Linked DNA regions of Homo sapiens: all the other regions are linked to region 1. Evidence: chromatin contacts called from ENCODE Hi-C or POLR2A ChIA-PET data. All regions are on one chromosome and are shown on one strand. The core of a region is the stretch at or near the end of the contact, and the rest is flanking DNA. Distances in the headings are between cores, read along the strand shown. Region 1 holds the start of SMAD2 (SMAD family member 2). Region 2 holds the start of EPG5 (ectopic P-granules 5 autophagy tethering factor). Region 3 holds the start of ACAA2 (acetyl-CoA acyltransferase 2). Region 4 holds the start of ARK2N (arkadia (RNF111) N-terminal like PKA signaling regulator 2N). Region 5 has its middle 25 kb from the start of DYM-AS1. Region 6 has its middle 25 kb from the start of SMAD7. Region 7 overlaps SMAD7 (SMAD family member 7).

Region 1 (3,534 bases), core at 751-3,250:
TTCCTTGAACTTCAAAGCCCTATGTTATTTACTTTCATATTTATTATTTAATCATCACACAACTATATTTAAGTAGGTATCGTTGCAGGTGAGTTCCATTTGCCAAAGATTACAGATCTGGAACAGAGTCGTACTCAAAGCTACAACGTGCCTGACTCCTGGGTTTATGCTCTTCATCGCAACCTTCCCGTGAGAAAAGTTCCTCTATGTGTGAGGACAGAGACGGTGGAAAGGACAGAGATTTTGAAAGGACATCTGGAAAACTTGTATGACTCAGGGGATGGCCACATCTCTCTTAAGGTCCATCTGAAGGCACCCTCCTCTGGGACACGTTCATTTCTCAGAAGAAAGCGTATACTTCAAAAACTCTTACTGTTTGGAGTGCTCATTTGGTACTTCCTGATTACCGATTTGTATTGCTAGTGCTTCTTTCCCGCTTATTTGAAGTCCCCAATTAAATCTATAAACTAAGCCACACATGAGAATGAATTACTGGACAGGCAGCCAAAAAAAAACTGTGTTCTAGTCTTGTCTCTGGCACCTGTGTGAAACCTAAGTTTCTTTTCAACTTTAGTTCTACGGTACTCCCTGCCTGTGTCACAGTGGGTGCATAGTAAACACCTGATGTGATTAGTTGGGCTCAATATTTTGTCAGCAGAGGCTTGGGTGTTCCTAAGGGTAACCGCAACAAGGTTTTCCCTGGGTGCAGTTATGTTCTGGGCAGCCGTAAGTTTAGGGCCTTGCTGCCTCCTGTAGGGCAGATGTGCAAGTTGGGGCCTAATCGTCGCAACAGTGGAGAAAAGGGGAAGGGAAGATATCCCAGCCATTAAGGGACATCGTGACAGATGTTTCTTTTAGACTTCACAAAGACCCTTCGGGACATGGATTATTGATATCATTTTTACTGAAGACGGAACCAAAATTTAGGTTAAACACTTATACCTGGCATCCCCTACCCGGGCCCTAAGTGCTCTCCAAAGACCCCACCTCTGGGCTTATTTACATCGCGAACCCGCCCTCGTTCAGCAACACGAGGGCCCCGCCCGCTCATTTGCATAGGGCGCGCCCAGTCACGGGCCGGGTCCTCGGGCTTCTCCCGAACCCCTTTTCTCTCTCAGGCGCGTCCTCCGCGCTGCGCGGGGCCTCCCCGTGGGATGAGCACGTGTCCGCTGCCGGCCTCACGACGGACGGTGGACGAGGCGGCAGGCCCCTACAGGCCCCACCCACGACGCTGGCGAGGGATCGGGCGGTCACCGGGAATCGTCTTAATGCGCGGCAAGGCGCGGGCCTCTCCCTCTCCGCCCGTGAGCCCCGGTGGGAGCGCGCCGGCGCCCAACTCAAGCGAAACCGCGGGCGTCCCGCCCCGCCCGGCCGCGCCCCGCCTCGCCTCACGCTAGACTGGGGAGGCGGGACCAATCAGCGAGCGACGTCTCCCTTCCGATTCGAGGCCCCCGATGCGCGGCTCACACCCCGAGCTTCCCTCGTGCTGATTGGCTGCGGGCGCCGCCGGTCCGGCCGGGAGGCGGGGCGGGCCGTAGGCAAAGGGAGGTGGGGAGGCGGTGGCCGGCGACTCCCCGCGCCCCGCTCGCCCCCCGGCCCTTCCCGCGGTGCTCGGCCTCGTTCCTTTCCTCCTCCGCTCCCTCCGTCTTCCATACCCGCCCCGCGCGGCTTTCGGCCGGCGTGCCTCGCGCCCTAACGGGCGGCTGGAGGCGCCAATCAGCGGGCGGCAGGGTGCCAGCCCCGGGGCTGCGCCGGCGAATCGGCGGGGCCCGCGGCCCAGGGTGGCAGGCGGGTCTACCCGCGCGGCCGCGGCGGCGGAGAAGCAGCTCGCCAGCCAGCAGCCCGCCAGCCGCCGGGAGGTGGGTGCGTGGCGCCGCGGCGGCCGGCGGCCGAGGGCGGAGGGCGGAAGCGGAGGTGGGCTGGCGGGGGAGGGCGCGGCCGTGCGGGCGGCCGGTAGGGCTGCGGGCGCGCGCCTGAGGGGAGGAGGGGCAGCGCGGGCGCGCGCGTCCTCACCCCCTCCTTCCCCGCGGGCGGCGGCCAGGCTCCCTCCCCTCCCCTTCCCTCTCCTCCCCTCCCCTCCCCTCTCTTCCCCTACCCTCCCGCGCGCCCGGGCCGCCGGCCGGGCCCGGGCCTGGGGGCGGGGCGGGAAGACGGCGGCCGGGAGTGTTTTCAGTTCCGCCTCCAATCGCCCATTCCCCTCTTCCCCTCCCAGCCCCCTCCATCCCATCGGAAGAGGAAGGAACAAAAGGTCCCGGACCCCCCGGATCTGACGGGGCGGGACCTGGCGCCACCTTGCAGGTAAAGCCTGGGCGCCCGCGGGCCTCCAGCTAGGGAAGTGTTTGCGTGCGTCCGCGGCCGGGGCGATGGGCCGTGTCACATGGCCGCTGCGGGTGGGGGCTGGGGTGTGGTGAGTTCGGGGGCTGTGGGTGCGCCGGCCCGGGCGTGCGGGTTCGGGGCCGGAGAGCCGGGAAGGGACGGGGCTCGGTTGCACTGCGCTGCCGCCCAGGCTGACGGGGGCGGGGGCTGCCTGCGTCCCTTCCCCTCGCTGCTCTCACACTCCATAGTTTGTGGTTCTGATTTTTAAAGCCGAAGGGCCAGAGCTCTTGTTTCAGGAGTTGTGGGGAAGCCTTGTTAGGGACGCGTAATACTTTGCCTCCACTTTTTTTTTTTGGTCTCGTAACCTTTGTTAACAGTGGTAGTCTCGGGTTTTCCATGGCTTGTGTGTACTCACAAACACGCACACAGCTGATAACTCTGTGATCATCCTTCACTCACTTGTGAAAGTTGTTCTGCGGGTGGAGCCTATTAGTTTTTATCACACGCCTTTGGAAAGCCCTCGAAGTGATTTCTCGTATTTCAAACTTGGTTTTTAAAATTGCAACTTACTTTGTTCTCTTGGAGGGGGATATTGTCTTTGGGTCAGGTACTTTTGTCTTTTACTTATCCTTAAAATGTCCTTTTGATCCTAAACAGAAAAAGAATGCCTGGGTTGGTTTTGTTATTCCTTTCTCTTGACCCTTTAAAAGCAAAATACCACCAGTGTGTTGTCAACCATACCTTTAAAAAAGAAATTTCCAGGTAAAACGAATTTGCAAGCAGCATTTTCCATCAAAGTCATGTCTTGTTTGTTGCAATTTGGACTATCTTAAATTTGGGTTTGTGAAACTTTTAAAACGACATGTGTAAAATAATTGTTAATAAATAAATAACTTGGAATAATTACATCTTTTTAGAAATGGTCTTTGAAATGTGATTTAATTTCCAAAATTCTTTTTCTCTCTTCTGACTTCATATGAATTGAACCTGATAGTTTCGTATGAATGAATCGCTGATAGGATGTTTTCCTTGAGCCTAGTAATAAATTTGCTCTTATTATGCTGAAAATTTGCTATTCTACTTTAACACCCTTTAAAAAGTTTCCATCTTACAGAGAAGTTAGTCAAATAGTTAAATGGAGTTTCAACAGTTTTAATACATGAATTAGTGAAGCAGATGAAGCAGAGATGGGAGAAGTAATTTAAAATGGGCTTCATA
Region 2 (3,534 bases), core at 523-3,022, 2.0 Mb after region 1:
CCAACTAAACTGTAAAACATGCAAATTGAGAGTAGGGTCAGTTGTGTTTTGCTGACCAAGTAGTGGGTAGCACATAGAGAACTTTAAATGTCATAAATGACTTAAACTGGGAGAGGTCAGAGAGCAAGGGTATTCCAGACTGGGAGAAATATCAGCAAAAGTTATGGATAGTAATGGTGGTATAAAGATTTTGTTTATATTGGCCAACTCTTTGCAGGTGATAACTTTATATACATGCACACACACACACACACACACACACACACACACACACCAGGACATACAAAGTACATGTATATTCTGAGTAGCTTAATAATTTTTGTTGTTGAGGATTTGGGAACAAAATACACGAAATTGTATTATATACTCAATTAAAATATCATCACAAACAAGCAAACTGCATCTCTGAAGTCTTTTCCATTTTTCATGCCATATTGCTGGATTTTTTATTCTAGGGTATGCTACAGGTGGGTGGATGGTCTTTTTCCTCCCTCCCATACACTCCATTTCCTTTTCTTCTTTTTCTTTTCTTTTCTTTTTTTTGAGATGGGAGTTTCGCTCTTGTTGCCCAGGCTGGAGGGCAATGGTGCGATCTCGGCTCACTGCAACCTCCGCCTCCCAGGTTCAATTCTCCTGCCTCAGCCTCCCGAGTAGCTGGAATTACAGGCGTCCACCACCATGCCCGGCGACTTTTTTGTATTTTTAGTAGAGTTGGGGTTTCACCATGTTGCCCAGGCTGGTCTTGAACTCCTGACCTCAGGTGATCCACCCGCCTCGGCCTCCCAGAGTGCTGGGATTACAGGCGTGAGCCACTGCGCCTGGCCCACTCCATTTCAACGATCTTACCCCACCGCCAGACAAAACTCATACTCATTTGTGTGATTCACGAAATATTTATTTAGTATCTACTATGTGCTACTACGTGCAGTGTTCTAAAGACCCTTGGATACATCAGGCAACAAAATTAAGAACCCTGCCTTTGAGGATCTTACATTCTGGGAGGATTGACAGACACTAACAATAAGGATACAAGCAAATCACAGAAATCCTAGAGCTGGGAAGGGAAGATGTGGACAAGTTTTTCACATCTGGAAATTTCAAATGAAGCACACTGTAAAATGTATACTAAGAATACTTTTACGGATCTTATTTATCTTGTTACCTGTTTGCCTGTCCTTTTAGGAGCACATGTCTTTTTTCCAGTCTGGGAATTTGTACAGTAATGATAATTAATAACTACCATGTACCGACATGCCTGCCGCTACCAGGCACCTTTCTGGGAGAGCCCATTAAATTCTCATGACATCCGAAAAGGCAGGTGTGATCATTCCCCTTTACAAAAGAGGACGCCGAAGTGCACACCCCGATGGGCGTCAGGGTTTCTTCCTTGCGCGCAGTGCGGATTTAGGCTAACCGACTGGATCTGGTTTATCTGAAGATGAAAAAAAAGAATGGCAAACCCACTTTCCGGATTTCTTCAAGCCGACGCGGGTGAGGTGTGCGAGCGCGCCCGGGATCCGCACTGAGTGAGGTTCCGCAGAGCCGGGAGACGGAGGAGGTGGGTCAGCCTGGGTCGCTGCCCTTGTCCAGCGCAACCCAAGACACCTGCGCGCCGGGTGGAGCCAGGGCTAGGGGTGGGGCCTGGGCTCCGGGAAGGGGGCGGGCCTGCCTTCCTCCAGTGCAAATGCGTCCTGGAGTGGTTTGTCCTACGTTGCGGCCCGTAGAGGCGCCGACTCACCGCCTCTTCTCCGGGAGTGGCGGAGATTCGATCATGTGACAGTCCGGAGGCCAGAACCGGGCAGGTTGCTTGAAGCGCAGGGGTTTGACAAAAACAAACGGTGACGGCGCCGCGGAAGGGTCTATGGCCGAGGCGGTGAAGCCCCAGCGCCGGGCCAAGGCCAAGGCCAGCCGGACTAAAACAAAGGTGAGGATCTCCCCCACCCTCCCGAGGCTCTGGCAGTGTGCTGTGTCTCCTTGCTCCTCTCTTCGGCCTCCCCAGCCAATTCTACTCCCGTTCCCTGAGCCCTCTGCATCTTCCGCCTCCACCTTCCAATATTTGATCCCACCACCCGTTGACACCGGCCCTTCTCCTCCATTCCTTCTCCATATCCCCCTGCCACACTCTGTCAGGACCCCATTTTTCCTTCTCCCTCCTGTGACTTCACTGGCCTCTTCCTTTTCTGCTCTCTTGGCTTTCCTCACCTGGGTCTGGTTTCCTGCCGTGAAATAATTTTTCTCTTTCCAGCCCCATCGTTGACTCTCTCTTTACTCTTTTATATCCTAGAACATTTTTAGTCCCTGCCATGCATAAAGAGGGAATGTTCCCCTCCTCCACGCGGAGAAGGTACCTTTGGCAGAACTTTATAAGTAGACTAGTGCTGTGCCATTTCTGATCACTTTGAAAGTTCAAGATGATAGTAGTGCTGCCTCTGTTTATTTCTTATTGTCTTGATTGTTTATAAGGGGCATGAATGGCTAGAAATTAACCCAGGGCGGGACTCACACAGTAGGGAAGTGTTTGAATTTTCTGAGTTTCCTGTATTAGACTACATGTGGTATTAGAGTGATTTTAAGTTGATTTGTTTATAAGTGCAGTCTGGATTTTCATTTTATTATAGTACATATATACACATATATACATATGTACACATATATACATATATACGTACATATATACATATGTGTGTGTGTATATATATGTATATGTATTTTTTTTTTTTTTTTTGAGACAGAGTCTTGCTCTGTCGCCCAGGCCGGAGTGCAGTGGCGCGATCTCGGCTCACTGCAAGCTCCGCCTCCCAGGTTCACGCCATTCTCCTGCCTCAGCCTCCCTCCCGAGTAGCTGGGACTACAGGCGCCTGCCACCACGCCCGGCTAATTTTTTGTATTTTTAGTAGAGACGGGGTTTCACCGTGTTAGCCAGGATGGTCTCGATCTCCTGACCTCGTGATCCGCCCGCCTCGGCCTCCCAAAGTGCTGAGATTACAGGCGTGAGCCACCGCGCCCAGCCTATGTTTTGTTTTGTTTTTGTTTTTGTTTTGATATGGAGTCTCGCTCTGTCGTCCAGGCTGGAGTGCAATCTCGGCGGAGTGCAATCTCGGCTCACCGCAACCTCCGCCTCCCGGGTTCAAGCGACTCTCCTGCCTCAGCCTCCCGAGTAACTGGGATTACAGGCATGCGCCACCACACACGGCTAATTTTGTATTTTTAGTAGAGACGGGGTTTCTCCTTGTTGGTCAGGCTGGCCTCAAACTCCTGACCTCAGGTGATCCGCCCATCTTGGCCTCCCAAAGTGCCCGGATTACAGGCGTGAGCCACCGCGCCCACCCTATTTATATATATTTTCTAAGATGAACAGATTAAATGCTGCTCCCGCATGGCCAGACCTCATAATTTTGGCTTACCTGAAACAGAGTTTACATTTGGGAAATAAGGAGGATGGTATTACAAGTACAGGACATTTTTTTCCCCAGAAGTGGGTGATGTTCCAAAGCAGGTGTAATTTAAGCATGATACTGTAATCCGATTTTCTCA
Region 3 (3,534 bases), core at 704-3,203, 1.9 Mb before region 1:
TCCTCTTCATGAGACTTGGAGACTATGTCAATATTCTCTCATATATTTACGTGTTTTAATATATGTAAACCTTTCACTGAATGGTGTTAGAATCCACTCATTAGTGACATTTCCAATTAGAGAAAACACAGTACATCTATAAAGACCTACTGATGGTGATCTGCAGTGGGAAGTTGTGATACTTAACCTTTCTTAAATATGTAGAGGCAAACTGAATAGAAAACTGTGTACAAAAATGAACACTCTATACATGAGCATTTTTTTTTTTTTTTTTTTTGAGACGGAGTCTTGCTCTGTCACCCAGGCTGGAGTGCAGTGGCACGATCTCGGCTCACTGCAAGCTCCGCCTCCCAGGTTCACACCATTCTCCTGCCTCAGCCTCCCCAGCAGCTGGGACTACAGGCGCCCGCCACCACGCCCAGCTAATTTTTTTGTATTTTTAGTAGAGATGAGGTTTCACCGTGTTAGCCAGGATGGTCTCGATCTCCTGACCTCGTGATCCGCCCACCTCGGCCTCCCAAAGTGCTGGGATTACAGGCGTGAGCCACGGCGCCCGGCCTATACATGAGCATTTGTGAAGCTTGTCTAAGATTTGTACATTTGATTGCGTGGATATTTTGCCTTAAAAAGAACTGTAAATGAATAATGTGTGCTGATGTGTTCATGGGTGTAGAGTACTAAGGTCTGCATTAAAAAGATAAGATGGTTTGATGGAAGAACAGGTGGATAGCAATATAGCAAAATGTTAACAATTGGGTCGATATGTGTCCACTGTACAAGTCTTCCCACTTTTCTGTAAGTTTGTAAGTTTTCATAATACAAATTTGGATTTAAAAACACCCCAACATTGCAAGAGTGTCACCAAAGTGTTTGAAAAGCAGGATTCTAGGGGGGGCATTCGCTGACGACTCAGAGAAACCGTCCATGCCACCCACCACCCCTACGCACTCAAAAGAAGCCCTCGCTAGGCAGCCCGGCCCTCCGAGCCCTGGTATCGAGGGGCTCTCCGCCTCTCCCCTGCCGCGGCCGCCTCCTGCTTGCCCGGCCTCAGTCTGTTCTCAGAACATACTCCATCACCTGGTTCCCAGAACTCAGATTGCGCAGTGGTCTCGTCATCATCGGCCAGGACTCACAGTGCCCGCGGCAGAGGCCTCCCTAGACCTCCCTCCCGTCCAGCCTCACCCGCTGCCTACTCTCCTCACGCCCCTGCTCCAGGTCCCCTGGCCCCATTTCGCTCGCCACGTTTTCATAATCCTCTCAGGCTCCGGGCAAGCGGCGCCGCCCGCAATGGGACCTGATCATATAAGGAAAATACTGCGGGCTCATCCGGGGGCTGCAATGGGGACCCGAAAGCGCCCTAGCCTACTACAATCACCGCACCCCAACTGCCGCCCACCTCTCTGCCCTGCCCCCAGTACAGTACCCAAAACCGGTCCGGGTCCAGCTCGGCGGCCCAAGCCTCTGCCCAGCGGACTGCGCACCCGCCCGCCCCAGCCAATCCCGCCGCCGCCGCCGCGCCCCGCCCACAGGACGTTCGGTCCCGCCCCCAGCTGGCGGCCGCGGCCGCCCGCGCGCCAAGTTCCTCAGCCCTTGGCTCCTGCCCAGTGTTTAGGGTGTTGGCGGAGACAAAGGGGAAGAGTCATCGCCTGTCGGGGCTAGGATATGATGGGTGAGAGGTGTCAAACCAAATTCTCTCGGTTTGGAAACGGAGAAAATCTAAAAATGAGGATGTGAGGAAAGAGTCCGCTCTCAAGGCGCGTTGTGGTCTATCCGAGCCCCGTCCCCTGGGCTCCCTCGGGCTGGGGTGAGGCGGGCAGCGCTACGCGTGGGGTAGGACCATCTTACGCTGGGACCCCGCCAAGGAGCCCCAGGAAGTAGGTGAAAGGGCAGGGGCGTGGCTCTCGGGGCGCCACCCACGCTCTTGAAATCTGGGTGATTGCGAGCGGCCGCTCAGCGTCCCCCACACCACAGACCCGCGCCGCCGACGACCCAGCAGCCGCCATGGCTCTGCTCCGAGGTGAGCGCAGCCCCCTCCTCCTCTCCTCGCCCCTCGGGGTCCTGCCCTCCCCAGGCCAGGCCTCCGCTTCCGGCCGCCGCGGAGAGTCGGGGTCGTGGGGTGAAGTTCACTCAACCTCCTCGGTTTTGGAGCGGACGTGATAAAAACCCAGCCCGAAAGGCTTGTTTGGGTTAAGGAGAAAACCCTTACTTGTAAGGCGCTAGCGACAGCGATTTCGGTGCAATTTCCTGTTTAGTTGAGACCAAAGTTTGCTTGCATGTGACCTTGGAGGTCATTCCTTTCTTCGCCTAACAGTGACCCCACTAGTTCGAGTCCAAGTATTAGAAAAAATGGGGCGGCGCCATAGGCCGCGGGCGCCTGCTGCGGGGCAGCTGCGCACAGGAGCCCGCCGCTCGGCCTCGGTGGTCAGGGCTCCCCGGGTGAATCGATGGAGAGGCCTGCAGAAATGGTAGCTGGTGTTCTGCTGGAAGACCTGCCCTGCTCCCATTTCCCTTCTGTTGCTTTAGATTAGAGCGGTCACTCTATACCTAAGTTCTAGGGTTATGAACTTGTTTAAAACAACTGTGTAATAAACTCCCTTTTCAAAACAAGTGGGCACAGTCAATGGAATCTTACTTTAAGGATGTACGAGTCGAAGAACATTGAGGTGGAATACATATCGAGGCCCTGAGACAGGAAAAAGCTTGGCAGGATCTAAGAACCAAGCATTTTGGTGCTCCAGGGCCCTGTGGGCTCTGTAAGAAGGTGGGGTTTTGTTCCAAATTCAGTGGAAGGCAATACAGGGATTTAAAGCGGGGTAATGACAGGATCTGATTTCCACTCTGTCCGAATTTGGGGCGGTCTGTGTAATGGCGAAGAGACCATTTAAGGATCTATTGTAGAGGTCCAGGGAGCAGCAAATGATGGCTTTGACTCGTGTGGGGCAGTGTAATTGGGGAGAAAAGGGGAGGGATGAGTTGAGATAGATTTGGAGGTGGATTTGATAGAAAGTGGATTGGATGTGGTGGAGTAAATATAAGAAGGAAATGTCGAGAATGATGAAAAGTGTCTGGTTTGATGAACCGTGTTCATGATGATGCCACTTTACAGAGTGAGGAAAATTGGGAAAGGAATAGATGTGGAAAGAAGGATTGAGAATTCAGTTTTAGGCAGAAAACTTTTTGGTGCCTGTGAAGCAGCCAAGTGGAGATGCCAGCTAAGCATTGGTTAGGGGGATCTGAAAGTGAGAAGAACCAAAGTGGCATGGGAACAAATCAAGGGAAAAATCCGTATTCTGGGACCAAATGCAGTGTTTACAGTTTCCTGCAACGTGGATTTCATTTGCCAGTGCCCTTCCTGACTGAATTTACTACATTTACTTCATAAAGCAGCGTGGTGAATTTTTTTTAGACGAGGCATTTACACTTCATTTAAAAGGTGCATTGTCATGAGCTATCTTCTAAAAAAGGAAATAATATTTTTACTGATATCATTTTAATATTTTATCAGTGGTTCTTACCCTTTCTTATAATACAGAC
Region 4 (3,534 bases), core at 710-3,209, 1.8 Mb after region 1:
CCATAAAACAAAGAGTATTATGACAGTTACTCTCACATAAATGCATGTTAAATATAAAGTGAATAAGTAACAACTACACGGTGAACTTATTCTAACAATGGAGAAAGTTTCCAGCTCCAATATCCAGTCCATCCTATTTTCCACAAAAAGTTGTCAGAAAAAATTTTTTTTCCCATTAAGAAATCTGATTCAGTCCAGGCGCCACGGCTCACGCCTGTAATCCCAGCACTTTGGGAAGCCAAGGCGGGCAGATCACGAGGTCAGGAGGTCAAGACCAGCTTGGCCAACGTGGTAAAACCCCGTCTCTACTAAAAATACAAAAATTAGCTGGGCGTGGTGGCGCGTGCCCGTAATCCCAGCTACTCGGGAGGCTGAGGCAGGATAACTGCTTGAACCATGTGTTTTTTTTTTTTTTGTCCTGAGACTCCTCAGGACATCAGGCAGTAACTATCAATTGTAGGCCTCTAAAAATGCTTGTTAAACCAAAAGGCAATGCTCTGATTACTGGAGGAATCTAGATTGCCAAGATCAGCAAAACTACATTAGAAAGTTAATAGCTTCCATCCTTAAAATATCCCAAGAGAAGAAAGGGAGTGATTCTGTTAGCATGTACCCAATACTACACAATAAAAGCCTAAGCAAAATTGGCAGATGTTTTTGTAATTAAGAGGTCCAACCTTGACGAAGTATCATCAGTAGGATTTTAATTCTACTGGGTAAGAGGATTCAGAAAGCAAAAGGTCAGGCAAAAAACGAAAAACCCATCCAAACAGAAACTGCTCAAGGATCTGGTAGGGCTCGTACCGATGTTCTCTACTTCAACCTGTGAGCATCAATTTTGTGATGGGGGCTGCCGGGGACGGGGGTCGGGGCGGGGGGGTGGACAATTTTAAAGTGAGAATGAATGGCTTGCGTAAAGGCGATAGTCTTTAACACGGGTTCGTCAGTGTACATCCTCGCCGGTTTTGAAATAAAGTTGACAAACTCCCCAGAAGCGGTCTATTTTGGAGACTGACACATCTCTCGCATTGACTGGAGGCGCCTGCCGACCGAAGGTAGTGGAAGCGCCGAGAGGCAGGCGGCGCCAAGCCTATAAGAAAGCCTTTTCTCCCTCCACCAAGGCCACTGCGGCCGCGGCGCCGGAGCTCTCCGCTGCAGGGGCAGGTGTCGGCGCCAGACCCCCTACTCTCGGAGCTGGCGGAGTTGCCGCCACTGCTTCCCCCGCGGGCCTAGGAGCCGGAAAGTTGCGTGAAGACAACTCCAGGGCCGTGAAGTCGCTTCCCCCCGCAGCCCGGGGACTGCGGCACCTCCAGCCTCCCCTCAGCACCCCCGGAAAAGGACTCGCCTCAACCCGGCCCCAGCGTCTGGGGGCTTGGAGTGCCGGAGCCAACTCCGCCGGGCCGGGAGGACGCTAGGGTCACCAACGGCGGACGAGCAAGGAGGTCGGAGAGGTGCGATGCCCCAGCGTCAGCCGGCAATCCAGGCTGCGAGTTCCCGGCGCCCACCAGCCAGGCCCGCTAGGACCCCAGCGTCCGGACGCCGCAGAGCCCTCACCGCGGCCCGCAGCCCTCCGATTCGCCCCGACCCCTCCCTGGGACGCAACCCGGGCCCCCCAACTCGACCAGTAGCCAGGCCGCGGCCCTGCGCCCCTTCCCGCCTCACCTGCGCTCCGCGGCGACTCCGTGCCTTCTCGCTCGCTTCGCGCGCGCCCCGTCGGGGCACGCACCGAACCCCCGGCCGGGACTCTTCCCCGCTGCGGTGACTCAGGACGCGACGGCCACCGCCGCCTTCTCCTCCTCGGAACAAGCCCCGGCAGCGAGCAGTGGGTCGCGGTCAGAGCCCCTGCCGGGACCAAAGTGAACCTCGCCGCCTCCGCAGCCTCTACCACCAAGTCCCTTCAGTCGTCCGCGCCGCCCCCAAGAAAATGTCACCAGAGGCCGTTCCGCTGGGCGCCTCACTTCCGCCCGGAAACACAGAGCCCGCGTCGGCCGGCTAGAGAGGCAGCTGCGCCGGAGACCTCTGGAGACTGGCGCCCGAGGCCCGAGAAAAGCCAGACAGCGCCATCTGGCGCGATGGAACCCGCGCTCCTCCCGCTGCAGACCGCGGGGCGTGAAGGCGCCGGCTCCCCGGGCTTCTTTCCCGCGCTCCCTCCTTCTGTTGAGACCGTCACCTTCCCGAAATGTCTTTCCCGGGGGGTGGGAAAGCCACTCAATGCAAGCCAAGGACAATGCCTTCAGCAAAGGACAGCGCTCCCTTTTCTGTGCGCTGCTCAGTACTCACCCCCTCCTGAAGCCCTTCCGAAAGCAGCTTGCGGTGTCTGAATCCCAGAGTCGCTCCAGCGGAGAGCCCGTGCCCTTCTCTCCCCGCTTTTTCGCGGATGCCGATAGCTGGGCTCGGGGAGACTCGGCTGAGCTCTTCTCGGGCAGCGGCACCAATATCTGCTCAAGTTTCTGTCCGGGCACCTTGCAGGCCTTGCAGATCGACCGCCACCTGCTGGTGGGACGTGGCCCGCTGGGGAGACCCCGCTCTGCCCCGAATTCCGCCTCTGCAGTCGCCCTCCGATTTGCAGTCAGCCCTGGGGAGGGTGGGGGAAACGAGGTGGACCCGAACCCCGAAGAAGGGGAGGAGGGCGCAGGCCCACTGGCGGGTGGAGCGTTTCCCAAGGAGGAGCAGGAGATGCTGAAGACATATCTCAAGACTCAAGATCTGGCCAAGGACCCGCGCTCCCCCAAAGCAAAGCAGTGTTTTGAGAAGAAAAATAATAATAATAAAGCTTTGAGGAGGAAAATGTAAACGGTCTTTACCTTTACAGAGCTGTGCTGGAACCTCGGATGAGACCCGTCAAGAGGAGATTCTGAAAATCTCACACCACTGGGTCCGCACTCCCCTAAATATCAGTCTCCCCCTTCAGACCAGGCCCCTTAGTTCCCCCACTTCACTCATTTTTTCTGACTGCCTACAGGAGTGCGAGTTTTTCATCCCCAACTACAAGAATAAATTAAGAAAAGAAAATAATTTTATTATACCAGGCACCTTGCATTTAAATGGGTTAAATCCACTGAATCCTCATTACAACTCATAACAACCCTATGAGTTGGATGGCGTTACTAGTCCCAAATTGCAAAGGTGGAAACTGAGGGACAGAGTGACCTGCCCAAGATGACACATCCAAGTAAGTGGCAGTGTTGGATTCCAACACAGGCAGAGCTTACTTTCTTAACCACAGCCACCAACTGCCTCACTGAGAATCACAGAGAACGTAGTGTGTGCTAGCTAAGTAGTTTATCCGTGTATGTTATTTCACTCGTTCATTCATTTATTTACTTTCTGCTACCTGAGTCCTCAAGGGATTTGAGAGGTTATGGGGTAGTGACAAGAGCCCAGCCTATTTCAGGAAAAAAAGAAAAGAAAAGGAAAAATCACACTAAGATCACAACTTTCAGTCTGGAAATGAATGAATGTGGACTAATACATTGAGTTTTTAAAAGATTCCTTGACAGTCTGATCTAATCAATGCTGCAGAAATACTGAAGT
Region 5 (3,534 bases), core at 509-3,008, 1.1 Mb before region 1:
CTGTGGAACATAGTACGGTGGTGCCTCAAAAACCTCCACATAGAATTACCATATGATCCAGCAATCCCATTTGTGGGTATGTGCTCAAAAGAACTGAAAGCAGGGTCTTGACGACATTTCTGCACACCAGTGTTGACAGCTGCACTGTCCACCACAGCCAAGGGGTGGAAGCAACCAAATGACCCTCCGCAAATGAACGGGTAAAAAAAATGCGGCCTATCTACACGATGGAATACTATTCAGCCTTAAAAAAGAGAAGGAAATCCTTTCATGAGCTACAACATGGATGAACCTTGAGGACATTATGCTGAGTAAAATAAGTCAGTCACAAAAGGATAAATACTGTATGATCCCACTTTTACGATGTATCTAGAGAAGTCGAAATCATGGAAACAGGCTGGGCGCAGTGGCTCACGCCCGTAATTCCAACACTTTGGGAGGCCCAGACGGGTGGATCACTTGAGGTCAGGAGTTCGAGACCAGCTTGGCCAACATGGTAAAACCCTGTCTCTACGAAAAATACAAAAATTAGCTGGGTGGGCTGGCACATACTTGTAGTCCCAACTACTCGGGAGGCTGAGGCACAAGAATCGCTTGAACCTGGTAGGTGGAGGTTGCAGTGAGCGGAGATCGAGCCACTGCACTCCAGCCAGGGCGACAGAGCAAGACTCTGTCTCAAAAAAAAAAAGTCATGAAACCAGAAAGTCAAATGGTGGTTGCCAGGGACCGGGGGGTAGGGAAGAGGAGTTGTTTAATGGGAACAGAGTTTCAGTTTGGTGAGATGAGAAAGTTCTGGTGAGATGAGAAAGTTCTGGAGATTTGTCACATGGCAAGGTGAACAAAGTTAACACCACTGAACTGAACACTTAAAAATGGTTATGAAGGTAAATTTTATATTATGTGCTTTTTACCGCAATTAAAAACAAAAATAAATATAAACTGACCAATGAACAAATTATAAAATCTTATTTTAGTGGATAGCCTGTGTTTGCTTGTTTAGGGGCTTAGAGCTCTATTTTTACTGATACACACACTGACTTCATTATATTTTCAAAACCCAACAAGCAGGTCACCTCCATTCTCATCGGCCAGCACCTTCTCCCACCGCAGCCCTGTTCTAGCATCCCACGGCCTCTCGAGATCTTACGTCTTCCCCAGCACCCTGGAAGGGCCCTGGGCAGAGCACAGGGCTAAGACCTGATGCCTGGCCGAGGGTCTTGGAGCCTGAGGACTGTTGGCTCCTGCAGGACAGGCAGCTCTGCTCAAGCCAGGAGAGGAATGTCAGAGCCCAGAGGGTGCCCAGGGCCCCTGAGACGCTTGCCAAAAGGGAAAAGCTCAGCAGCTGGTCAGGGAGGGGACGCTGGGCAGGAGTCCCTTGGCTCTCAACCTTGGCTGCACACTAGAATCTCACGGTTACATCAGAATCAGGATATTTTAAAGCACCCTAGGTGGTTCCAGCATGGAGCCGAGGCTGAGAACCACTGCTCTAGAGAATGGGATGGAAGGGTGTCCCCACGGGGCTCAGGACTGGGCCTGTTGTCAGTGGGAGGTCTGGCTCGGGGCCAGGACACCCTCCCAGCCTCCACCCCAAGGCTGGTGAGCGCAGCTCTCAGCCGCACCTGACCTTAGTCAAGAACTGGCAGGCAGGCACCAAGGGTCCCGCCTGGAATTCCAAGGCAGTCACGCATTCCCCACCACCCTGGGAGCCAGGGGTGTTACATCATGTCCAGGGCCCTGAGTCACTACGGATGTCTCTCCTGATGGCCACAGAAAAGCAAGCACCCAGCAGGAGGGAGGAAGCTGTGAGCACAGCCCCACGCCCACGTCCCCTCTCAGAGCAGCCCCATAAACAGGACCAAGCTATTTTAGGGGAAGAAGATCAAATGTGGGGATCAGTTCCCCCAGCTACTTTTGACTCAGTCCTTCAGGCTATTTCTGTGAGGGCGCAGGCTGGTGTCACCCCGCGTCACCAAGCACTCTGGGCCTGAAATTAAATGTGTCTGCTGGAAGAATGAGTGTGAATTCCTATAGGATAGATGGTTGCCTGGCAACACAGTGTCACGGCCAAAACATGGGCCAGGGCAGGATGGGCGCGGGAGACACTCAGGTTTGCAAAGTGCCAACTCAAGCCTGTGACAGTCTCAAGGGTCTCTGAGACTCAAGAAACTGATATTTGCCCAGGACGCCTGTGGACCTTTAATCACAACGAAAGAGGGTAGAGTGTGGAGCTGAGCCTTGTGCCTCTGGACACATTACAGCCTGGGCCTCTACCAGGACCCAGCACCGAATTATGATCAGTAATTCTGTATTATTTTCCTGAAGGAGACACTCTTGCAAATTGTGTAAGCTTCAGGGCCCCTCAAAACCTGGAGAATCTTCTGACCCCTTTCCATACCAAAAGAAAAACTTCTACGTGTGAGTATCCAGATAAATTTTATGTAAAATAAACACCCCGGCAATGGAAGGCTCATGGACCAAAGCTTTGGTCAAACACTCAGTTAAAATCAGTTCTGGGTAAATAATTGGGAACTGGCAGGAACTTTAAAATCCACCTAGCTCGTCCCTTTTCTAAGAGAGGGAAATGCAGCTCTGAGAGGTAAGGCGGCGCTGCCCCCCTTAGAGGGTTTTCAGCAGCGCCTCCCATCTCTGCAGGTCCCTGGAGCTGGCAAGAAGGGGAATTGACCTATGATTAGTTTTGAAAACGTGCCTGGGAGGTGAAAGACACAGGGTGCAATGTGGCATTTTTATTATTCTTGTGATGTCATCACTTTGAGAAGCTTATCTATACACACATCTCCCCACCCAAACAACAAAGTCAGCTTCAAAAAAGAAAGCCCTGAAGCAAGCTGTTTGTTTCATGAGTTGCTTAGCAAGCCAGAGGCATCTGCTCTCCAGATTCTAAAACTGTAGGTGTCGTGGGCCGCAGAGGCTCCCAGGTCTTGCTGGCCCTGGCCTGCCCTCCCCAGGGCAGCCAGGCCGCAGCAGTGTCTGGGGGGGTAGGGTCAGTTCAGGGTGGTGCCCAGGAGGAGGAGAAGGCCTAAGCCAAGACAAGCCTCAAAGCCTCCTCTTCTCTAGCGCTGGCCCTGCCCCACTGACTTCCAGAAACCTCTGCCAGCCTCCCTGCCTTTGCTCCCAATTCACCCGTCCTCCAGAAGTGAGACCTGGAAAGAATTGCAGAGGTCATTCCATTGTAGCAGCTTTTCAGGTGGAGCCTTGAGGCTCTGATGTGCTCGGGGTCTGCGGACCATGGGCTGCTGACCTCTCATGCATGCTTGGGGGTTTTTTGGGTTTTTGTTGTTGGTTTTTTTTTTTTTCTGAGTCAGGGTCTCACTCTGTCACCCAGGCTGGAGTGCAGTGGTGTGATCTCAGCTCACTGCAACCTCCGCCTTCTGGGTTCAAGTGATTCTCTTGCCTTAGCCTCCTGAGTAGCTGGGATTACAGGCGCCTGCCACCGCGCCCGGCTAATTTTTGTACTTTTAGTAGAGACGGGGTTTCACCATGTTGGCCAGGCTGGTCTCAAACTCCTGACCTCAG
Region 6 (3,534 bases), core at 634-3,133, 1.0 Mb before region 1:
ATCACCCCCAGAATTCCCTTGTCCTCATCCCAGTCACTGCCCCCACCCCCACCGCAAGACAACCAATACTTTTGGTGGACTAGGGACTACATTTGTCTCTTCTAGGGTTTTCCATAAATGGGGGCCACACCATATGTATCCTTTTGTGTTTGGCTTCTTCACTCAGCATAATAATGTATGTGGGGTTTACTCAGCTTCGCCCGTCAGTAGTCTGATCCCTTTTATGCCTGCAGAACAGAACCAGGAAGAGGTGGCCTCTCCGCCGCTGTGCCTCCTCAGAACCTGCTGTGGCTTCTGAGCAGCGGTGGCTTCAGTGCTGGGCACACTGGGCCTGGCCCACAGGAAGGGCTCAAGTTCGTTGCGAGCAAATTGACTGAACCCTTGATATTCGGGAAAACACAAATTGCCTAAACTAGGCGGGGAGTCATTTCATTGCTTTTCTTTTCTTTTCTTTTCTTTTTTTTTTTTGAGACGGAGTCTCGCTTTGTCGCCCAGGCTGGAGTGCAATGGCGCCATCTCGGCTCACTACAACCTCCTTCTCCCGGGTTCTACTGATTCTCGTGCCTCAGCCTCTCAAGTAGCTGGGATTACAGGCATGCGCCACATGCACGGCCAATTTCTTTCCCCCCCCCCCTTTTTTTTTTGTATTTTTAATAGAGACAGGGTTTCACCATGTTTGCCAGGCTGGTCTTGAACTCCTAACCTCAGGTGATCCCCCAGCCTGGGCCTCCCAAAGTGCTGCGATTACAGGCGTGAGCCACCTAACCGGCCCATTTCATTGTTTTTCAAGCAGTCCCACCAGCGTGGAGAGGAAGGGGTAAAATTTAAATACGATGAAGAGGAAAGGACGGCTTAAGATAAAGAGCTTGGGCTGACGAGGGAATAGTCCCAGGGTTCAATTATCCAGCAGAGCGCGGCCTCCCCACGCCCGCCCACCGGGGATAATTAAAAGCCGGACGCCTCGGTCCCTTCCCCAGGGAGGCGGCGGCGCTCCGCGTGTGAAACGGCGCTCAGAAATGAACGGCGACACAGTGGCTTCATTGTTCGGCGGCGGGGGAAACTGAGGCCGGAGGGCGGCCGCCGGGTGACTGGAGGCTGGGTCACCACGTGAGTCAGAGGCGCAGACGGGCAAGATTGCTGTCATTAAGGTTTACAGGTCTGCAGCCGCCGCCGCGGCTGTGCGGCCCGAGCCGCGCCCGGCCCGGGTCTCGCTCGGCCACCCCGCCTCGGCGCCTCGAGCGCAACTGCGGGTGGCTCGGCCACCGCGGGGGGCTGGAGAGGTGACCCCGACGGTCTCCGCCCGCCCTGCGCTCCTCTGCCGCCGCCGCCGCCGCCCCGCTCCCGCGGGCCCGCCCTCTGACAGCGCCCGCTGAGGGCCAAGCCTGGCGGCTGGAACCTGAGCCCCGGGGTGGCTGCCACCCCCGCCCGGCCTCTACCTGCGCCACCCGCGCGGCGCCCCGGGAGGCGGCGCGAGCTCTGGGAGCGCGGCGCCGGGAAGACGGCATACGGCCCGGCCCTCGCCGCCGCCCGGCGCCTCCGCTGCGCGCGCGCCCGCCGCCCCGCCCCCCACTCCTGGGCGCGCGCACCTCGCTTCTCCCGAGGCCGCGGGGTCCCGGTTGCGCGCCCGGCCCGCCCGCCCCTTCCCCCTGCCTCCCCGGCCTCGCGTCGCCACCCGGCTGAGTCACGGGCCGCGCACACTGCACGTCTGACTGCACGGGCCCCTCGGGCCTGCACCTCCGCGGCCCGGAAGGGACGGAAGCCCCGCGTCCCCACCCCCACCCCGGGAGGGTCCCTGCGGCAGTTACGGGGGAGCAGCGATAGCTGCCCTGGAGGTCGCATTCCCACCCGGCCCCCGAGTTCTCCGGGAGAACTCCCCCGCAGCCTCGGCGGCATCGCCTCCTCCAATCTCCCCAGGAATCGTGTTTCCCCCAACCCTGCCTCCGTGCGCGCCGGGGTGGCGGCGGGATCCCGGTGCCGCCACCCCTCGGCCCCTCCGCCGCCGTGCGGGACCGCGATGGGGGAGGGGACAGGCCCGGTTTCGGTGAGGGGGCTGGGGTCGGCCACGCCCTCTTCCCTGGCCCCAGGGTGGGGGCCGCGAGGATGGCGGGGTCACCGGGCTGAACTCGCGCCTGTCTGACCTGCGGGGGTGTAGGCGGTGTGGACTGTGGACTGGAAGACGTCCTTAAATTTTTAAAAATAGTCTTGCCGTATGGAGAAGAACACTGGAACCTTTAAGTCCGCATCCCCTCGCCCGATTCGGCTCGTCTTAGTCCAGAGTGTAACTCCAAACATACTTATTAAGAAACTGTTGCTTTATTTTGACTCGTTTACATAAAATTTCCACTTTGGGGGGGATGGCGGTGGGCTTGTGGATTCCCTAAAATAACTTTTAATGGAGCGAAGCCTTCCATTATGGGAAGCGCCTAGACGCGGAGAGGCGTCTGGGGGCCTGGGTTGCCGTCACAGCCCTGCCACCAGCTGGCTGAGCGACCGGGGCACGTCGCTGCCCCCTCTGCCCGTGTTAGGAGAGTGGCCGCGGCGGGGCGACTGCACGAGCTGCCCCTAGGATTGAAAGACAGAGGCTGTCTCTCCTTAACTTGCTTTGATCCTGCAGAGAAGCAAAATGGAGTGAGATTAAAAATAAAGAAGATGCAAGCAGTTTGCTTTTCTGAATGGTGTGCCTTCCGCCCCGCTCCAGTTGTATTTATCATGCAGACAAGGTCAAGGTAACCTTCACGGTCTGGCCAGTTCCATTAAGTACAGAGTGCCCTTTCACTAGGAGGAGACCTCCATTGAGAACTTTACTTCCCACATCACTCGGGAACCTTCAGGGCTTTGAAGGCTCCTACTCCAAAGGGTCAGGAGGGGAGAGGCCCGGAGGGAATGCGAAGAGAGACTTTTCACAAAGGGAGAGAAGAATGAAGGTGAACAGGTGATGTCGACTTGATGTGTGACATTTAGGGATTCATAAACGGTTTATGGTCCTGTCCCAGGAGGCCCTGCCCTCCCCACCCCCATGGCTCCGAGGGGCTGAGTAATGTGGACACCCCGAGGTAGCGAGGTAGCGCAGCTAGGAGACTTTACTGCCTGGTCCTGCGCTCTGCTAACCTGCCTGCTTCCTTCCTCCCTCCCCTCTGCTCTGCCAGGGTGGGTAGGGGGGTGAGTGGAACAGAGCCCACAGGGATGCTGTTTCACAAAGCTAGTGTCAGGGTCCCCTCCCACCGCCCCCCAGCAGCACACACGTGCATTAGCATGTCTGTGATGGGTGAGAGGCAGCTGCAGGGAATCGCAAGGTTAATTTAAAATGATGGAGTGGTGGGAAGAATGAAAGGCCACGATTAGAGCTCAACTTTGAAAGAAGGCAGGGGAACAATTACTTTAAAAGGTTTTAATTGGTCCTGTTCTGAAGAACTCACTCCTCCTTTGCTAAAACCCTAGGCCAGCTCAGACCTGCATTTCTGGATTGCCCAAGTGCCTCCCTGTTTTTCCCCTTTGAACAGTAATTCTCAGAGTGAATGCCTCCACTGCCCTCTC
Region 7 (3,534 bases), core at 409-2,908, 1.0 Mb before region 1:
TGGTCAGGCTGGTCTTGAACTCCTGACCTCAGGTGATCCGCCCGCCTTGGCCTCCCAAAGTGCTGGGATTCCAGGCATGAGCCACTGCGCCCGGCCTCTTTGCTCCTTTATTATTGTTGTTACTGTGTCATAATTCCTTGCAGAATTATGATGGCCAGGCTGGTCTTTACTTCCTTCGGTCCAGGCCTTGAACTCGGAGCAGCACTCTCAAAGCAGTTGTCTTCACCTGGCAGAAGAAAAAAAAGGTGTAAAGTGCTGGTTCCTGGACTTGCTCGCACACTAAAATCCCTCGGGATTCAGCTTCCCAGATAACTTTCTTGCTTCTTTGTAGAGACATTTGAGAGAAAACTATTATTAACTATACATGGTCCACTGTTTTGCTTTGCTGTCATGAATGGGATTGTAAAAGGGACCCATGGGACCGGGTTTCCTTTTGGGACGATGAAAATGTTCTGGAACTGTAGAGTGGTGATGGTTGCACAGTTCACCGAATGTATTCAATGCCATTGGTGGCACATTTTAAGTTATGTGTATTTTACCACAAGTTTGACCAAAAAATGGCCAGCGGTAGGTTTTAAATACATGTAGATACTTGGATAATCTATAAGGAACAGTGATTGTGGAGAGTAAAATTGGAGAGACTTCTGTTAGTTGCCTAGGACCTGATGATGGTAGACACTTGTTTTGGTGGCAGCCCTGAGGTCACATGGGAAGTACATTGATGGACCAGGGAGCAAGGCTGGTAGCCTGCCTGGGATCTCGTGTGTGTGTGTGTGGTGTGTGTGTGTGTGTGTGTGTGTGTGTGTGTGTGTGTGTTTTGAGATGGAGTCTCACTCTGTCACCCTGGCTGGAGGGCAGTGGCGTGATCTCGGCTCACTACAACCTCCACCTCCTGGGTTCAAGCCATTCTCATGCGTCAGTATCCCTAGCAGCTGGGATTACAGGCGTGCCACACCATGCCTGGCTAATTTTTTTCTAGTAGAAAGGGCGTTTCACCATGTTGGCCAGACTGGTCTCGAACTCCTAACCTCAAGTGATCCTCCCGACTTAGCCTCCCAAAGTGCTGGGATTATAGGCGTGTACCACCACGCCTGGCCTTCTGCTGTGTGTTACCTGAGCAAGCAGACACATCTGTGCTGATCCTTCGACCTTCCTTTTTTCTTCGTGGGTTCCAGAAATGAGAGACAGGAAAGTTCCCTCTGGTTTGATTCCCGGCCTGACTTTTCTGCTGGGGGAAGTGAATATGCTTGTTCTCACTCTGCGGGGTCCCCCTGGCCTGCCCATCCCAGTGACTGCGAACCAGGATGGTGCCAGGGTTGGCTCCAAAAGCTGGTGATCCAGACCCTTCCTGGGCCCCTGGAGACCCCAGTCCCTGTGATGTCCTTGCCCAAGTTCTAGGGCTGCAGTGGCCGTAGGTGACTGGCCCGGGCACCCTCCCTTTGCGGGAGCCTCGTGAAAGGATACTGTAAGCACAGCCACAGGGAGGTCACCACTGGCCCTACCACCTCTCGCTCGGTATTGAATGGCTAGCCCCAAGCCTGGCTGCCTGCCTACTGTCACACAGAGGCTTCCTCTCCGGGCTATTTTCAGCGGGAAGATATTATTAACTGCTGAGGCACAGTTCTCAATTTAGTGGTTAACACACCAAGAAAGCAACACTCACCTGATCCCGGCCACTCTACCTAAACCTGTTGGCTCACTTGGGGGACTCGGCTGCCCCCCAGCCTCTCTGTTTCTCTCTGTGGGTTCACCTGGGAGATGTGGGCTTCCACTCCCGTGGAAGGTGCCCCGTGGATTCAGTATCTGCTAGAGAGAGAACCAGGCTTCTTACGAAGCCAACTCTTAAAAGGTGTAGAAAATGATCGTATTTATACTCTAAGATGGGGACATTTTTTGATAGGGGTGGGCACTGGCTGGGAAAAGGGACTTTCAGCGGTGTTGAGGACAGTTATTTAAAACAGGGTGATAACTTTCACCTTGTAAGTTAACAGGAAATATTGGGACAAGACAGGAAATTGCATCATCTTTTTTTTTGAGAATAACTCCAGAGAAAAGTGGTTCGTGAAAGGTAGTGGCTGAGAAACGGCTAGCCTGTTTTCTGTTTTGTGTTTTTTTTTTCTTCCCTTCCACTCCCACGAGAACATGTAGGCCATTTTCTTTAAGAAAGAGGCTGTTTGAGAACTTTATGTTATTTTTATTATTTAAAAAAATATTTTACCAGAAGGGTCACCTTCAGTTGAAATGTTAACTGCCGCCTTATTTCCCATTTTACTAAAGAATCTTTCATGACTTTTTCAGCTTCCTTCCCCAAATGGTAAGGCCAAGCAGCTCTTGGCTGGAAGCTAATTTTGGTTTGGCTGGGGAGTCCTCAACACTGAGCCCCACCCAGTGTCATTAGCTCAGTTTTAACTTGCAAAAAAAAGATTGTATTTTTTTTTTTGATGGGGGGTACGTAAGAATTTACTCACGCCTTTAGCCTTTTTACCCACCCCCGGTACTGCCTTCCCCTAACAGAGGCACCTGGCACTTAGCCGCCGGGAACTCAGGGCTGCCTTCGTGTTTTCAAGCCACCGTGTCCCCCTCATCCTGCAGGAGTTCTGTAACTTTCCTGAGACTATTTCTAGGGTGCTAGTGAGGAGTGGAGGGGAAATGGGTCTCGGAGCTGCCCTGGTACAGCTGTGTCCAGTAACGGTGCTGTGCTTTGGAGGAAGGAGTGATATGGTTCACCTAGAAGCATCTCCCAGAGAGGGGGCTTATCACAGCCCTACAGTGGTGCAGATAAGGTCCAGTTCCATTTTTTGTCTCTGGGTTTCTAAATCCCCTCTTTGTTGATGTCATTGTTCTAATGACACAGGGCATGGGACAGTGCCCCGGCCCGTGCTGCCAAGGAGCCGTCTTTAGGACAGAGACCAGAAAGAAAGAGACCTGTGTGTGTGGCTGGCCCGCTCTCCACTCACGCTCACCCCCACCCTCCCAGCTTTTTCCTTAGCGTGCTTTGTTTTGTTTTCATAACACAACAAGGGCCCTGGGGTGTGTAAAAGCATTGTTGAACACTTGGTGAGGGCAACTTGTCCAAACAGAGCAGGACGCCAAAGCAGAATGCTGTGGGCAGGTGGTGTGCCCACAGAGGTTGGTGGGCCGGCGCCGGCCTTGGAAACACCTCTCAGTGGCATATGCCGCGGCGGCTGAGTGTGACCTAGCGCAGAACAGGGCTTCCCTCTTGTGTCCTCCGTGGGGAGTCCAGGAGAGGGACTTGGTCCTTCTGGCTGACTCCGTGCTTGGAAGGTGTGCTCCCCTCTCAGGTGGGTTCACATGTGCCTCCCTCTGCCGGGTGTGAAGCTAGGTGGGCCCGCTGCTTTGGAAGAAGCCAGTGTGTCCCTGTGGTTTGTTTATGGAGCAAATATGTATTGACACCTATTATGTGCCAGGCTGTGTGCTGTGCAGAGGACCAGTTCCTGGGCTGGGTTAGAATTAAGAATTGGCAGTTGGAATGGCTTGTCCGAAGGTGATGTTGAATCCATGGGGATGGAGCCG

The links. Hi-C counts contacts between places; a loop is a spot of excess contacts on that map. ChIA-PET counts read pairs that join two places held with the same protein, here RNA polymerase II (POLR2A). Pooled maps may share reads with other maps.
Region 2: a map of naive thymus-derived CD4-positive, alpha-beta T cell shows a loop between it and region 1 (5-fold over the local background). The contact joins the promoter of EPG5 here to the promoter of SMAD2 in region 1. A Hi-C loop is called at or near these places in 1 of 168 maps with a recorded cell type or tissue (naive thymus-derived CD4-positive, alpha-beta T cell), 1 of 37 single-sample maps with no recorded cell type and 11 of 50 pooled maps.
Region 3: a map of ascending aorta shows a loop between it and region 1 (13-fold over the local background). The contact joins the promoter of ACAA2 here to the promoter of SMAD2 in region 1. A Hi-C loop is called at or near these places in 4 of 168 maps with a recorded cell type or tissue (CD8-positive, alpha-beta T cell, ascending aorta, gastrocnemius medialis and 1 more), 1 of 37 single-sample maps with no recorded cell type and 18 of 50 pooled maps. POLR2A ChIA-PET finds 5 or more read pairs at or near these places in 1 of 52 experiments (activated CD4-positive, alpha-beta T cell).
Region 4: a loop to region 1 is called in a map of B cell, with 6 times the contacts of the local background. The contact joins the promoter of ARK2N here to the promoter of SMAD2 in region 1. A Hi-C loop is called at or near these places in 2 of 168 maps with a recorded cell type or tissue (B cell and naive thymus-derived CD4-positive, alpha-beta T cell) and 11 of 50 pooled maps.
Region 5: a pooled map shows a loop between it and region 1 (2.1-fold over the local background). The contact joins the enhancer-like site here to the promoter of SMAD2 in region 1. A Hi-C loop is called at or near these places in 1 of 50 pooled maps. POLR2A ChIA-PET finds 5 or more read pairs at or near these places in 2 of 52 experiments (WTC11 and activated T-cell).
Region 6: a loop to region 1 is called in a pooled map, with 3 times the contacts of the local background. The contact joins the enhancer-like site here to the promoter of SMAD2 in region 1. A Hi-C loop is called at or near these places in 1 of 50 pooled maps. POLR2A ChIA-PET finds 5 or more read pairs at or near these places in 2 of 52 experiments (WTC11 and activated CD4-positive, alpha-beta T cell).
Region 7: a pooled map shows a loop between it and region 1 (10-fold over the local background). The contact joins the enhancer-like site here to the promoter of SMAD2 in region 1. A Hi-C loop is called at or near these places in 4 of 37 single-sample maps with no recorded cell type and 14 of 50 pooled maps. POLR2A ChIA-PET finds 5 or more read pairs at or near these places in 1 of 52 experiments (activated CD4-positive, alpha-beta T cell).

Annotation. Positions count from the first base shown.
Region 1 is chr18:47,929,125-47,932,658 of GRCh38, reverse strand. It overlaps SMAD2 (SMAD family member 2), which reads left to right and starts at 2,000. Exons shown (of 11, transcript NM_005901.6): 1 at 2,000-2,298. LOC124904297 (a long non-coding RNA gene) reads left to right here. Exons shown (of 2, transcript XR_007066360.1): 2 at 1-471. RefSeq lists silencers at 1,082-2,011, 2,042-2,571.
Region 2 is chr18:45,965,567-45,969,100 of GRCh38, reverse strand. EPG5 (ectopic P-granules 5 autophagy tethering factor) reads left to right here and starts at 1,772. Exons shown (of 44, transcript NM_020964.3): 1 at 1,772-1,924. The coding sequence starts at 1,862. RefSeq lists an enhancer at 1,512-2,013.
Region 3 is chr18:49,811,952-49,815,485 of GRCh38, reverse strand. It overlaps ACAA2 (acetyl-CoA acyltransferase 2), which reads left to right and starts at 1,953. Exons shown (of 10, transcript NM_006111.3): 1 at 1,953-2,017. The coding sequence starts at 2,002. SNHG22 (small nucleolar RNA host gene 22) reads right to left here and starts at 1,463. Exons shown (of 4, transcript NR_117096.1): 1 at 1,424-1,463. It also overlaps SCARNA17. RefSeq lists silencers at 1,441-1,610, 1,853-2,147, 2,041-2,160.
Region 4 is chr18:46,172,459-46,175,992 of GRCh38, reverse strand. It overlaps ARK2N (arkadia (RNF111) N-terminal like PKA signaling regulator 2N), which reads right to left and starts at 1,959. Exons shown (of 5, transcript NM_145055.5): 1 at 1,663-1,959. RefSeq lists enhancers at 946-1,075, 1,676-1,725, 1,756-2,015, 2,336-2,385.
Region 5 is chr18:48,996,500-49,000,033 of GRCh38, reverse strand. No RefSeq gene overlaps it. Among named protein-coding and RNA genes, the nearest start is that of DYM-AS1, 25 kb to the left of the region's middle. RefSeq lists an enhancer at 2,820-3,518. Within about 2 kb of position 1,758, at least 24 of the 41 ENCODE cell types and tissues checked have a DNase peak (open chromatin) inside an H3K27ac peak, as active enhancers do.
Region 6 is chr18:48,973,985-48,977,518 of GRCh38, reverse strand. No RefSeq gene overlaps it. Among named protein-coding and RNA genes, the nearest start is that of SMAD7, 25 kb to the right of the region's middle. RefSeq lists silencers at 1,115-1,234, 1,265-1,564, 1,665-1,784. Within about 2 kb of position 1,883, at least 24 of the 41 ENCODE cell types and tissues checked have a DNase peak (open chromatin) inside an H3K27ac peak, as active enhancers do.
Region 7 is chr18:48,933,360-48,936,893 of GRCh38, reverse strand. The region is part of intron 3 of SMAD7 (SMAD family member 7); the gene reads left to right. Among named protein-coding and RNA genes, the nearest start is that of SMAD7, 16 kb to the left of the region's middle. RefSeq lists enhancers at 1,647-1,716, 3,158-3,534. Within about 2 kb of position 1,658, at least 24 of the 41 ENCODE cell types and tissues checked have a DNase peak (open chromatin) inside an H3K27ac peak, as active enhancers do.